2 separate regions of the Homo sapiens genome follow, and region 2 is linked to region 1. Evidence: chromatin contacts called from ENCODE Hi-C data. All regions are on one chromosome and are shown on one strand. Each heading gives the region's core, a stretch centred on a gene start or an enhancer-like site at or near the end of the contact. The rest is flanking DNA. Distances are from core to core; before and after follow the strand shown. Region 1 holds the start of MYO3B (myosin IIIB). Region 2 overlaps METTL8 (methyltransferase 8, tRNA N3-cytidine).

What was found. Hi-C counts contacts between places; a loop is a spot of excess contacts on that map. Pooled maps may share reads with other maps.
Region 2: a loop to region 1 is called in a pooled map, with 4 times the contacts of the local background. The contact joins the enhancer-like site here to the promoter of MYO3B in region 1. A Hi-C loop is called at or near these places in 2 of 37 single-sample maps with no recorded cell type and 2 of 50 pooled maps.

What each region holds. Positions count from the first base shown.
Region 1 is chr2:170,176,897-170,179,596 of GRCh38, forward strand. MYO3B (myosin IIIB) reads left to right here and starts at 1,251. Exons shown (of 35, transcript NM_138995.5): 1 at 1,251-1,393. The coding sequence starts at 1,392.
Region 2 is chr2:171,317,149-171,319,848 of GRCh38, forward strand. It overlaps METTL8 (methyltransferase 8, tRNA N3-cytidine), which reads right to left. Exons shown (of 10, transcript NM_001321154.2): 10 at 1-2,700. Among named protein-coding and RNA genes, the nearest start is that of METTL8, 120 kb to the right of the region's middle. RefSeq lists enhancers at 637-696, 1,424-1,523, 2,002-2,700 and a silencer at 1,212-1,414. Within about 2 kb of position 1,388, at least 7 of the 41 ENCODE cell types and tissues checked have a DNase peak (open chromatin) inside an H3K27ac peak, as active enhancers do.

The DNA.
Region 1 (2,700 bases), core at 1-2,500:
ATGTGCAAATACTGTAGGAAATATAGGAAGATAGAACACATTATCCCCATTCTTAAGATTCTTATGACAGTAAATGGAAACACAAAGGCCATTATTGACTAGCGGGAGTAAGATCGCTGTCCTTTAAATCACCTTCTTCATATTTGCATTCTCTGTGTGCTGTTTCTTGGCTCTGGGTTTCTCTCCTGCCTCATCTACACTAATCCTTTTCACTTCTTCATTCAAAACTGTACCTAGATTTATCTGCTCCAGGAAGCATTCCCACTCAAGTCTTGGTCCTGGGTTGAACTGACTCCTCCTCAGAATTGATGGATATAGCTTATCCAGTGTTATTGCACAGTCTTCAACTATTTCACATGGGCCTATGTGTCATGTTAGCTGGCCAGAAAAGAAGCTTTCTGGGGACCCTACCCTCCTGTTTCTCACTTCCCCTCTCTCCCTTTTTTTTTTTTTTTTTTTTTTTTGAGATGGAGTCTTACTTTGTTGCCCAGCCTGGAGTGCAGTGGCAGAATCTCTACTCACTGCAACCTCCGTTTCCCAGGTTCAAACAATTCTCCTGCCTCAGCATCCCTGGTAGCTGGGATTACAGGCGCACACCACCATACCCTGCTAATTTTTGTATTTTTAGTAGAGATGGGGTTTCCCCATGTTGGCCAGGCTGGTCTCGAACTCCTGACCTCAGGTGATCCACGAGCCTTGGCCTCCCAAAGTACTGGGATTACAGGCGTGATCCACCATGCCCAGCACCACCCCCCCACCCCCTGCCTCCTCTTAACCTACTGTTCTGTATATAGCCCAGGGCATGCTACTGAATGAATAGTCACTGTTGAATAGTCACTGTTTCATTGCTTGGTAATTCAGATCAGAAACTCATGGTGTTTCCCCTGGGTTTATCTGCAGTTCAGAAAAGTGACCCTGACTACATGCTTTGATTATGCCCTTTGCTCACAAAAAGATGATTAGTTTTGATTGTGCAGCATTTGGAATGAAGGAATTTAATCTGGAATGAAGGAACTTTAAAAGGTTGGGGGAATATCACATTGGAACTGTTAAATGACATGCAAACAGGATCTGTGAGAATGGTTTTGATTCTGCTCTGTGTCCTGGTAGGAGACACTAAATAGATCAGGCTCACTACCAATTAGCATCATCTTAATCTTGCCTAATAGTGAAGCAAAGTCACCAAGGATTTGGTGGATTTATCAGCTCCTCCCACAATAGTCATCTGAGGCTAACACCTCTTGGAACCTAGATCGAAAGTCCTTTGGTAATGATGTGTCATACATTCTAGTCATCAAAGACACCATTTTCTGGGCCTGAAGTGTTCTGCTGGTTTTTGGAGGAATGAGAATCCAATCTCTCATAAGCCGGATTCAGAAAATAGGTCATCGATGTGAGTTGCAGTTATTTTCCTTCCAGCTTTCTTCTGTGCTTGCTTTAGATTGTTTTTCTGCAAAGGGCAGATGCAGCTGCCCTGGCTGGTGGGCAGTGGAGGGGGATGACAGCCACTCTGGCTTTGGGCCTCTGTCTGACATCACCCAGATTCCTGGGTCCTCTCAGTTAGCATTTGCCTTTTGTCTGGGTGGTTAAATTTCTCTTGAAGGAGTAGGATAAACACCCTCTTGAGTATTGCTTTTTACACAGACACACACCACACACACACACACACACACACACACATACACACAGCATAGTTCATAGTCACTTGATTTGCCACCTGCAGTTTATAATAGAATGGACCTGTGGGATTATAAACCACTTTATTTCTGCACAGAATTTCTCAGCTTGAGGCCAAATTGAAGGGCATTAGTCATCAGTAATTTGCAGATGTTTTTAATGTTTTTCACCCAAGAGAGGTTTCAGGCAGCTAAAGCTAAGATAAATTTCCTCATGCTTTGGTGGGGAAATGAAAAATCTGATCATTTAGTTAATCATTTGTAAGAGCTGTGGGTATGTATTGTTCCTTAGTGACTGCAATATCATGACAGATTTGTTAATTTGGTAACATGACAATGTAAACAATAGTAGATAAATTCCATTATGCCATGATTCTTTTCTTCCTCTCAGTAATTTTGTATATTCAAGGTTTAAAATCCATAGAACATTAGAGATGGAACTTAGAGATCAACCTAGAGATCATTGGATTCCTCTACCAAGCTCTGTCAAATGCCAGTCCTGAGTGTCTCCCCTGGAGCATCAGGATAAATAGCTAATGCATGGGGGGCTTAATAGGTGCAGCCAACCCACCATAGCACATGTTTATCTGTGTAACAAACCTGCACGTCCTGCACATGTAACCTGGAACTTAAAATAAAATAAAATTTAAAGAAAGGAAAAGAGTACATAATCAGTGGAACCATAAAGGTCAGTTCTAGTGGGAAAATTAGGAAAGGCCTCCTAGAAGAGAAGACATTTGAGCTATACTTGAACAGGCCCTATCTAGCAGCATCCAGATAGGTGGTTTGTGAAGAAGCCAGTTCCTACTCTTACGTCTTTACCATGGTTATGGTTTGAATGTCCCCTCCAAAGATCATGTTGAAATTTAATTGCCATTGTGAGAAGAAATGGGACCTTTAAGAGGTGACTAGGTCATGAGGGCTCTGCCCTTATGAATGGATTAATGCTGTTATTGTGGGAGACGGCTCCTAGTAAAAGGATAGGTTCAGTCTCCTTTTTCTCTCTCTTGAGCTCTCACTCTCT
Region 2 (2,700 bases), core at 138-2,637, 1.1 Mb after region 1:
ACAGGTTTAGTGCTTGCTTCCAGCGGAAAAGCCTTAAAAGCCCAAAGGGTGACTGTCCTCCAGTGTTTTTTGAAACAACCAACACTTGATATATAAAGGTTAACTGAGGAAAAAATTAATTTCTGCGTTTTCTGCAATGAACTAGGAGCAATGGATTGAAAATATTTGGCCAAATAATTTTTATAAGCATAACAAAATTCCATTTTTCTGGACCAAACCTCATCAGCCCAACTAGGAAAGACGATGCTGGAGCTTTAGGAGGCAATCAAAGGCTCATTTTATTTGATAGGTAACATCTGATACAGAAGCATTTCCCGCCCTGGGCCCTGGATCTACTCAGTGCCTACCTGCTGGAGAAAATCAAAGATAAAGACCCAGATCACTGGGATGCCAAGGACACAGCTAGCTGGACACTATTTGAAGTCTATGTGCTCAAGTATTGCTTTTTTTCCCTCTTTATGTAACGTTAACGTGTATTTATTCATTCAGCTAACTCTAGCTGTTCCTTACTTAAGGTTAAGTGGTTGTGAAACCACAGACACTGTAGAATCAGAAGCTGTTGTTTTAAACTCTTGGCCAAGTAGCAGTGCCTTGTAGCTTGCCTTTGCCGAGCTCCAGGGGCAGCTGAGGGTGGGCTGTCTGACCATCTGGAGATTTCAGTGTGCTCCATCCATCTCATGCCAACCTGACTTGCCAGAATTAGGGTCACTGTGCTCTGAGACACTTTGAGATGATGCTCAAGGGAGCTGTGCTCTGCAGCCTCCTGGGTCCCTTCTGCAGGTGCACTTGCTTTTTCAATCTGATGCTATTTTTCTTACCCTCTGTAGGCACTCACACGCAGAACTATTATTACTTGCTTGTTACTGCATGTTGCTGATTCATACTCATAGGAAAAAGTAATTTTATCTTCAACACCTCTTCCTTGTCATTTAAGACATATGTTAATGAAAGACAGATTTTGGCATCCACTTTTCTCTGTAGCTTTGAGGCCACAATATAGATTCATTATAAATGAAGATGCAACTGTTATTTTACTTCTATTTATATTTATAACTACACCAAAGCCATCTTGCGGGTACCTTTGCGCCTCTCAAATCCCCAACCATATTCCAAGAAACCGTATTCCAAGAAATGCTCAACATTTCATGCCTGAATTGGTATTAATGTGGCATTAATGTACATACAATGTTTTAAATAACGATGTTTTCACTCATATTTTATTATGGACACCTCCTGATTTCACATATTTTACATTACCCTAGAGCTGAATCCTTTTGAAGACATTTTAAGGGTTTTTTTTCCCCACTGCAGTACAGAATGCTTTTTTTCTTTAAGCGAGGAGTATGCAAGTGAGAGTGCTCTGCGAGGAGGGATGCCAAGTGGAAGGCTGAAGCCTGAGGGGGTGGGGCGAGTGCAGAACTAGGCAGAAGCAGAATGCTGAAAAGAACTGATTGAAAGCTTTTTGCTTTGTCATTCCTCTCAGTTCCTTTCCTTCTCTTCTTTTCCAATTTGTAATTGTGGACAAGTGTAACCTACTTATTTGCTAGAATGATTGGATCTAGAATGAGCCATAACCTTGAAGGTCGTCTGAAACAAACTCCTCTCCACTGCTATCGTTTTCTGCTTGACTCAGAAAGCTCTTTCTTCCCTGGTGCCTTTCCCAGCAGCATTTGGGCCCATCCATTACAAGAGCAGCAAGTAGAGGTTTTGGAATCAGAGAGTTCTGGGTCCGAGTTGTGACTCTGCTACTTACTAGATGTGGTATCCTGAGCAAGTTACCCAACATCTCTTCTGTAAATGGTTATCATCAAAATGAATTCCTAGGAGTTTGAGGATTAAATAATGTGTATAGTATACACAAAATCTAGCATTCAGAGCTAAATTAAGAGTAGCTAAGCAGTTCAATAGGAACTAGGACCCATGCTTCCTGTTTGACTCTGAGGCAACACTTTTTTCCATGGAAAGATACTGTCTTTCTTACAATGTCTCATAAAACCTTTGAAAAAGTCACTGTTGCTGGAATACTGTGTGTACTGCCTTGTAGATTAATAACAATACCTCACATATATTTAATGCTCTAGAATTGACAATGCACTTTCACAAGCGGGGAAAATACCCACGCCAACACTAAGTCTCCTGATGACTAACAGAGGCAGGAAGCAGGAGGAGCAGAGGCTTTGAAAGAGGTCGATTAGTGATGCAAATGTGAAGTTATCTGCACTTGTGAGGAGCATAACAAACATCAAAACCAATTAGAAGTAACAATGTGTGATCTATTCAGGCTTCAGGACTTTGATGAGTTGGAAGTTTTGGGGTTTAACAATCCAGATGGTTCTGATAGCTTTAAGTTTTGCCTCCAAGAGGGCAGCTATCTGCATATGGGTGAATTTTCACGTACAAGCTAGAGTACAGCAACGACTTAGAATCACACACGGGTAGAAACCGGGACGTGTTCACAATTTGTAGACAAAGCATATGGAATCGAGAGAGGCAAAGCAAATAAGTTCTCAGAAGTCAATGTTAAATGGGTGTTTCAATACAGGCAAATGTGTCATACCGAATGCAAAACTTTTAATAATAGAAACTGTTATCTTGACTTTCTCACAACCTTCGGAAACAGTTCCTCATGTGTGAGAATTTTTACATTTGGACGATGCTCAAAAGTGAATTTTTAGAAATGGAGAAAAAAATGAAGGGTGC